Linked DNA regions of Homo sapiens: region 1 is linked to region 2. Evidence: read pairs that join two places in POLR2A ChIA-PET (ENCODE). Cell type or tissue: OCI-LY7. All regions are shown on one strand. Each heading gives the region's core, and the rest is flanking DNA. Links, peaks and the distances in the headings are about the cores only. Region 1 has its middle 56 kb from the start of MIR4262. Region 2 overlaps MIR3681HG (MIR3681 host gene).

What was found. Peaks named below come from ENCODE experiments on the same cell type or tissue, not always from the same donor. Only the 100,000 strongest peaks of a DNase experiment are listed, where the experiment ranks them.
Region 1: POLR2A ChIA-PET joins it to region 2 with 7 read pairs; 2 of 35 experiments call an interaction of 5 or more read pairs at or near these places.

What each region holds. Positions count from the first base shown.
Region 1 is chr2:11,890,564-11,894,955 of GRCh38, forward strand. No RefSeq gene overlaps it. Among named protein-coding and RNA genes, the nearest start is that of MIR4262, 56 kb to the left of the region's middle. In OCI-LY7, for the core only: no CTCF peak of the experiment used is centred there; no DNase peak of the experiment used is centred there.
Region 2 is chr2:12,064,614-12,069,005 of GRCh38, forward strand. The region is part of intron 2 of MIR3681HG (MIR3681 host gene); the gene reads left to right. Among named protein-coding and RNA genes, the nearest start is that of MIR3681HG, 60 kb to the left of the region's middle. In OCI-LY7, for the core only: no CTCF peak of the experiment used is centred there; a DNase peak (open chromatin) is centred at 2,587.

The sequences.
Region 1 (4,392 bases), core at 92-4,091, 170 kb before region 2:
CCTCTTTCTCCTGTATTAGCTCCATTTTCTGCCTCTGGTTGTCTTCATGGGATTGTAGCCAAATGCTATCAATGTGACTTAGTGGAAGCATCTTTAGGCTCAACGCCAAAAAGCCTGGGTTGCAGTCTTGGCACTGCTGGCTATTTACCATTGATCTCATAGGGGCCTATGACTTATCCTCCCAGAACCTCAGTTTTCTCCCTGAGGAAAATGGGTTGCAAAATATTGATGTTGCCAGGTTGTTGTGAGGATTTGAAAAATGGAATATGTTGAAGTGAATAGCTCTGTTTCTGGGTGTTTCAGAGGAGTGGGTAACGCAATGTCAGAAGCAATGAAATCATTTCTTTGAATGGAATGAGAAGAGATCAGCCTCTTTCTTTCCTGACTTGTTTTAGTAAAGGGAGACAAGGATCACTGAGAGGAGTAGAAAGGGTGCCAGGCAGGGAGGTGGGCGTGTGGCTGTCACCCTGCCCTGCGAGTGACTCCTGGCGAGGCTGGTGAGAGCCTGGACGATGCTAGCTTTGTTTGTCCCTGAGAAGAGGTGGGTGGGGTTGAGGTCAAACCCTCACGGTGGAGTGTCAAGGGCTGAGTCTGAGTCCTGGCATTGCTACTCTTAGCTGTGTGAGCTTGGGGGATCCGCATAGCCTTTCTGGGCCTCATCTGCCTTAGCTACAGAATTGAAGGTGATGATAACAGTTCTCCTCTTCTTACAAAATAGCTGCAGGGATTAGATAAGAAAATGAATGTGAAAGTGATTTATCAAGTGTAAAGTGCTGTACAGATGGTGGTTTTTATTGTAGATGATCTCAATTATCCCTTTTAGTTCTAAAGATTTGTGATTCTAAATACAGTGGTGTGAGCAAGAGGCGCTTTTTTTTTTTTCCTCAAGCAGCAGAGAGATTTCCTCTGAGTTTCCAGCTCTTAATGTACAACCAAGGCACTGTGTCTTAGGAGGAAATGTCCCTCCTTGGGGGACTGTGCCTGCCACACAAGGATACTGGGGTGAGTCCTCATCTTGAACTGGAGGATTTAGAGTAGCAAGATATAATCAGACCTTTTGAGGTTTAAATTCAGTTTTCTTGAGTCAAATTAAGATTTTGCAAAACCCTTTTCTTTAAACCCAAAAGCTCCAAGAGAGCTTAGATGACTTCTTGGATACAAGATAGCCTCATGGGGAGGGAGCAGGGGGCCATTCTCATGAACAAAGTGCAAATGAATCTGGAGCAGATGGATTTGATTTGCCCATCATATGCACATTTAAGTATTGAGTAGAAAAAGTCTTGGAAATGTGGATTTGGTGTTTTCCTCCTCAACTCTAAACATTTATAAATAGATCAAGATGCACAGGGGAAGGCAGTTGCATTCTTACTGTGGTTGAGAGTGGCCCAGGGGAGCGGTCAGACCAGGGCTACTTTCAGGTCTCCTGCTGAGCTCTTTCTCCAGGTCCCTTTGTCTCTGGACAAGGGGTCTCATCTGCACAATTGGCTACCTAAGTTGGGACCTTTACTGCAAAGTGAAAATGCAGGTCTCCATATTCAAAAATTAAGAACTTCAAGACAGTGACAGCAGAGCCCTACAGCAAGTGAGGGGCCCCATGCAACTCACCGATGATGCAGTCATGAAGCTATCTCTGCTTATCTGCCTGGAACACGATTTCTCCTCTCCCTCCAGGTCACCTGCCATGCTTGGCTTTGCTGCTTCCTTCTCACAGAACCTTCCTTGACTCTCCAGGAGAACAAGGTGCCCCTCCACTGTGCTCCTATAGCATCCTTTTCTCACCTCCATTATTGTACCGATTGACTATAATTGACTGTGTGTATTCATTTATTCACCCAACAAACCATTAATGCCTACAGTCTCATTAATGTTTGTTGACAGTACATATTTGACAATATTCGACAATGCAAATCAGTACATATTTGACAATGCAAATCAAGTCAAATATTGTTGAAAATGTTCAATGAGTTTATCAAAATGGGGTGAATGGGCACTGGGCCAAGTGCTGGCAAACACATTCTGGGAGTCTAAAGGAGTGAACCTAACTCTGGCCCTGGACAGTCTAGAAAAGTTTTCTTTAGGAGGTAATGCTTGAGTTGAGGCTTGAAGGATGAGTGATTGCAAAAAGAAAGTTAGAAGGACATGAACCAACAAGAGCAAAAGATATGGAAGTAAGGATTAGCTTGGTATATGCAGGGTTGATGGTACACGGAGTTTGAGGCAGTGTCTGAAGTTAAGTGGGGCTGGAGCAGTAGGTAGGTATTAAGTTACTGAGGCCCATGTTAAGCCACACAGCTTGCTTTGCCTCATCTGGGAAGTCACTGAAAGTTATCAGCTGAGGAGTAGATAGACTTGCATCTTACGTTAACCACTCTGGTTGCCATGGGGATAACAGATCAATGCACATGGAAGCAATAAGACAAATTAAGAAGTAATTCCAAGAAATAATGGTGACTTCAAATAAAATAGGTAATGGAAAAAAATGGTCCAGGCGCGGTGGCTCATGCCTGTAATCCCAGCACTCTGGGAGGCTGAGACTGGTGGATTGCTTGAGTTCAGAAGTTTGAGACCAGCCTGGGCAACATGGCAAAATCCTATCTACACGAAAAAACAAAACAAAAACAAAGTTAGCCAGGTGTGGTGGTGCATGCCTGTAGTCCCAGCTACACATAGGAGGCTGAGGTAGGAGGATCGCTTGAGCCCAGGAGGTCAAGGCTGCAGTGAGCCATGATCATGTCACTGTACTCCAGCCTAGGTGACAGAATAAGACTCTCTCAAAAAACCCAAACCAAATAACAAGAACAAGTACAACAAAATCCCTCCAAAATGTATAGATTTAAGAGATGGTTAGGGTGTAGGCTAGCAAGATTGATGGGATGTGGTACCCAAAGGAGGGGAAGAATTTAAAGAGGAATTCTTGTTTCTTACATGAGTAACTTGGTTTATTGTTGTAATTCAAACTGAGAAAGACACTAGAAGGCTGTTTTTGAGGGGCAGATGAAGGAGATAGTGGAAATAAATTTTTGATTTGGACAATTTGAGTCTGAGGCTCCATTGGGTGCCTGTGTGAAAATTTGCACCAGGCAGTGCCCCCTATAGTGTGAAGCTATGGGGAGAGCCAGTCTGAAGCCACAGATTTCAAAGCATGAGTATGTAGGTGGCAGTCCAGCCGCCCCATTTGATAAACTTATTGAGCATTTTCAACAATATTTGACTTGATTTGCATTGTCTTTGGCCATACGTTATTTAAAATAATAAATTATAAAAGCCATGTTGATGGGGATGGGACAGGAAGCAATGAGTTGGGTAAATGGCAGGTGAGGAAGTATAAATAAGATCAGACAATTATTTCAGAAACTTGGATAGGAGGGAAAGTCATGGAATGGTGGGCTAAGGAGGGATTTGGATTCAAGGAGGTGATCTTCAGATGTTTGTTTCCTGTGGCTGCTGCAACAAATTGCAACAAATGTGGTGGCCTTAAACAACACAAATTTATTCTTACAGATATGGAGGGCTTAGGCCCTAAAATCAAGGCATCAGTATGGCTGCATTCTTTGTGACAGCTCTCAGGGAAGAATCCATTTTCTTTCCCTTTTCAGCTACCGGAGGCAGCCTGCATTTCTTAGCCCGTGGTTCCTTCCTTGTGTCCCTCCCACCTCTGCTTCTGTCATCACGTCTTTTCTGACTTGGACCATCCTGCCTCCCTCTTATCAGGATCCTTATGATTACACTGGAGCCTACCTGGTTAATCCAGATAAATCTCCCTGATATGGTTTGGCTGTGTCCCCACCCAAATCTCATCTTGAATTGTAGCTCCCATAATTCCCATGTGTTGTGGGAGGGACATGGTGGGATATAATTGAGTCATGGGGGTGGTTCCCCCATACTGTTCTTGTGGTAGTGAATAAGTCTCACGAGATCTGATGGTTTTATAAGGGGTTTCCCCTTTTGCTTGGTTCTCATTCTCTCTTGTCTGCCACCATGTAAGACGTGCCTTTCACCTTCTGCCATGATTGTGAGGCCTCCCCAGCCATGTGGAACTGTGAGTCCATTAAACCTCTTTTTCTTTATAAATTGCCCAGTCTCAGGTATGTCTTTATCAGCAGCATGAAAACAGACTAATACACTCCCCATCTCACCAATTTCCTAATTTAATCCCATCTGCAAAGTACCTTTTTCCATATAAAGTAACAGATGCACAGGCTCTGGGAATGAGGATGTGGGCATCTTTGGGTGGGGACTTTATAGCGTCTGTCATGGGATGGGAGAGGATTGAACATGTTATCTGAGGGTAAGGAGGTGGGAAGGAGACAGAGAAAGCGGTGATAGTGGATATCATAGGCAGGGGGATGAAGGGGGAGTAAATGAGGAATAAGGCAATGATGGGAGTGGATT
Region 2 (4,392 bases), core at 307-4,306:
TAGCTCAGAGGCCTGTGTTCTATATCACTTTTCCCAAGCTTCCCTGCTTTATTAAGCATCATTCACTCACCGTATTACCAGGCTTAGTAACACTTCCAGGGCTGGCTACATAATTTGTGAAAATGTAGGGCCACTTTTTAAAAAATCAAGGGAAAAGTGCTATTAAGAATATTAAAATAAAAATTTTTCCCTTTTTCCCATGGCCTCTCCCTCAATTTTTCATGGTATTTAAAAAAATTGTTGTTTAATGTTGTTCTAAGTGAGGAAAATGAAAACTTTAAATTATTAGCAATGTGTTTTATCTTCCATCTTTATAGTGTGCAATGCCAGTTTTAAGTGCAAATATGAGAGCATTTAACTAGCATGTGGAATTACCAAAATTATACAACTTTTATTCTACAGCCCATATACTAAAGTTCAAGGATGAAATCATTGAGAATTTCAAGCAGAGACCCCACAGCATTAAATCAAGCAGGAGGCCTTCTGCACACGGGCACTGTGGAATTGTGCAGGTTGCATGCCATGAAGCTAGGCCCGGACAGGCCCTTTGCTGACTGCCTTCCCACCCCCATATCATTTCTTCATCTCCTTGACAGTGTTCCTTTAAAATTAACTACCTGCATGTGACTCCTGCTCTCAGGGTCTGCTTTTTCCGGGGGAATCCACAGTATATCCCATCACTGTATTCACAGTATTGGCACAGGAAGATGGTAAGCAAAGGCTTCTAGATTTGAGCCTGGTGCTTTTGAAGAGACTATGGTAGCTACAGCTTGGGGTGATTGTCGAAGCCTCCCTGGAGAAGGCAGGGAGGAGATGTGTAGATAGGCGATTAGTTGGAGGAGAGTGGAGGGAAGTCTACGTATTGTGACTGAGTGCTATGAGCGAATCTGTAGGTAGGGACGTGGTAATGGCCCTCGAAGGTGCTCCAAGATAGCTTTCAAAGGCTGTCATGCACGTAATCACATGTGAAGCTCAGCAAACCAATGAGGTAGAAAGATAGATGGAATTATAGTCATTTTGCAGATGAAGGAACTCAACTTCAGATGTCTTAAATGCAAGGGAATACTGAAGCCTGCATGAGAAGCCAGTTCTTTTGATTCCAGAGCCGTTGACTTCTCACCACATCATATCCCTTCAGAACATCCAAAGATCAGAGAGCAGTGGGGCTTTAGGTCAGAAGAGCACGTTGGGGCCCCATGCTCATGCACATGCACAGCAAGAGTGGGTATTGCCTCCCTTGTTCTATATAAAAGATGACCCAAGGTCCTGGATTTAATATCCATTAAGACTCCTTTCTTCAAGAGAAGAAAAAACTGACTCTGGTCATTTTGGGTTAAAAGCATCTTTGCTGGTGCGGTGACTGGATGAATGTGGGAGGCCTCTGCCTTTATTTCTATCTCTGATTTTGCAAGGTGGGGGCCTGCTAGAAAATTATCTCAAGGTTGGAGGTAAGGAAGGTGAATTTAAGACACAGAAACAGGGTCGTAGGGTCATGGCTGTCAGCGATCCAGGGTATCCAAGTGTCTGGCCCATGGGCAGGGTCCCTGGAGGCATGGTGTTACATGGCCTGAAAATTTCATCTTGGAAACCTCTAAGCTTTCCTTACAACACCAATAAGAGAGGAATCAAATATGTTGTAAGCTACTTTGTTCTAAAACTTCTTCTCTTCATATTTTCTTAACTTCTGTAAAAATAAAATAACTGACATGACAGCCATTTGTGAAAATATAAGTCAACAAAATGGAATTTGTAAACTTGAAGTGGAGCAAATGTTTGGATTATCTTGTTTCAATTAAGAAGCTGTGCCTTTTGCCTTTCAAGAATAAGGGGACTCTGTTCTGTTCTGTATTTAGATGTATTATGCCCCAAGATTACCTTTAAAAGAGGCAGAAAATGGAAGGAAAGGGGATGGTAAGGAAGGAAAGGGCTGGGAGGAGAGGAGCAGTGCAGCTGAACAGCACACTTCCGAGTCATGGAGGCCTGAATTTGAATCCTGGTTCTGTATTCAGCAGCTGTGTGATAGTGGCTTTTACTTGACTTCCATGAGCTTCAGTTTCCTCCTCACTAGGATAAATATAATTATACCTACAAATTTGTTTTTGGGAATGATTAATGAATAATGTACATAATTTTTCCTGGTGCAGAAGGGACTGTTGGTAAAAAGTTATTAAATTAATGAATAAAAACTATTGAAATTATTATTTTTGATTTGCTGTGGACCACTCCTCAATTTTCAATGTACCTCTAAGAATCTATGGTTCCCTAAGATAGTTAGTGTCATTGTATGGTGGCCTCCAGGACCTAATTTTTCCAGCAGTTGACTTCATCTTCCTTGATTACGCTGGCCCTTATCACGGGAGTTGAGAGGGATCCCTCTTTCTTGCCTCCCTTTCTTCCCTCATTTATTCAAAAAAATGTACACTAGAATTTGACCATATTCCAGGCACTGAGTTAGGAGTAAAGGTAATGAGATAAGGAAGACTGAGTCTTGGCCATCTGAGAAGGTCACAGTCTTGTGGGACAGATGCAAAGGTGGGAGCCACAAATTCTGTTTGGGGGTGGGGAAGTGAGAGAGGAAGTGTGAGATGAAAGGTTTCCAGAAGAGAGGGTGCTTTCCTTGAAGACTTGAAGGACTTATATAGAGAGTCATGGTAGCACTCCAGGAAGAGGGAGCATGGCCCCAAATGTGACCGGGGACCTGCCTGATTTCACCACTGTGTATTCCAGGCCCTCTATCAATGACTTGCTGGATAAATGGATGCTGGGAATAACATTCCTGCAGGACGCCAAAACAGCACCGACAGACAGGCTGTTTTGAGCCTGTCTTATTGCTCATCACTCCCCAGTTGCATAGACAGAGGGTCTCCATCAGTGTCTCCTCCTGGGGCCTCTTGTCCTGGCCGTGAGCTGAGTGGTGGTGTTTGGGACAAGGCAGCTCTCTGTTCACCTCCTGCCAGCAGGTCTCGTCTGCAGCAGACTTTGGTTTACGTCCTTGTTATTTCAGTATGGAATCTTGGCTGCCCATCAACTCAGCAGACTGGCTGGGCCCCCCAGGCCTGTTTGGATAGAAAACTGGAAGTTGTCTTCCTTGAATGGTAGGATGTGAAGGATCTGAAGCTTCTTTCATAGCCAGATTCAGGGCCAGTTCATAGGCCTGTGGCCCACTGATCTCTGAGCAGAGGGAAGGGGCCCATAGTAGGATTCCAAGTCCAAGTTGGGTTCTTCGGAACTAAATGCACACACCATTACCAGCTCAACGTTACTCTGTGAATTCACAATTTAAAATTTCTGCACTCCAGTCCCTCACCGGCAGCACCTTAGTGCCATGGTGTAAAAAACGCACTATTTCTCAGCCCGGAGAAATCTGGGTTTGAGTTCCAGTTTTGTTGCTTAGTATTAGTGCCGAGGACTTGTATAGATCTCTTAAAATCTCTGTGCTTCAGTGACCATATTGCCAACACAAGGTAGGTGGGTATATTACATGGACAGTGGGACAGTGTGTTACATGCCTTTTTCTGTGTGACATATTGTCCATACTTCATGAGCAAAGGGAGTGTGTATAACAGTCGTCTAACGTCTTTCTGAACCTCAGCTTAATAACAGCAGAAAGTTTAATGATCCACTTTTTAATTTAAAGTTAGCTTCCTTTTTTTTTTTTTTTTTTTTTTTTTGAGACAGAGTCTCGCTCAGTCGCCCAGGCTGGAGTGCAGTGGCGCGATCTCGGCTCACTGCAAGCCCCGCCTCCCGGGTTCACACCATTCTCCTGCCTCAGCCTCCCGAATAGCTGGGACTACAGGCGCCCGCCACCACGCCCGGCTAATTTTTTTGTATTTTTCGTAGAGACGGGGTTTCACCGTGTTAGCCAGGATGATCTCGATCTCCTGACCTCGTGATCCGCCCGCCTCGGCCTCCCAAAGTGCTGGGATTACAGGCGTGAGCCACTGAGCCTGGTCTAAAGTTAGCTTTCTTGAAGCATAATTTATATACAGTAAATTTCTGCCTTTTTAGGCTTAGAGTTATGTGAGTTTTGAAAAAAACTGCATAGAACTTGTAACTACCATCGTAGTCAAGATACAGAACATTGCCATCAGCTAATGCATGCAGGGCTTGATACCTAGGTGATGGATTGATAGGTGCAGCACACCACCATGGCACAGGTTTCCCTGTGGAATAAAACTGTACATCCTGCACATATATCCCCGAACTTAAAAAAAAAAGAAATAAAGGCTGAAGGGAAGGGGGAAAAAAAATAACATCTCCATCATCCCTAACGTTTTCTGCTGCGTTGTGGTTCATACCTTTCCCCCACCCACAGCCCCTGGCAACCAGCAATCTGTTTTTGCCTTTTCTGGAATGTCATTCACATGAAATTACACAATGAGTAGTGGCTTG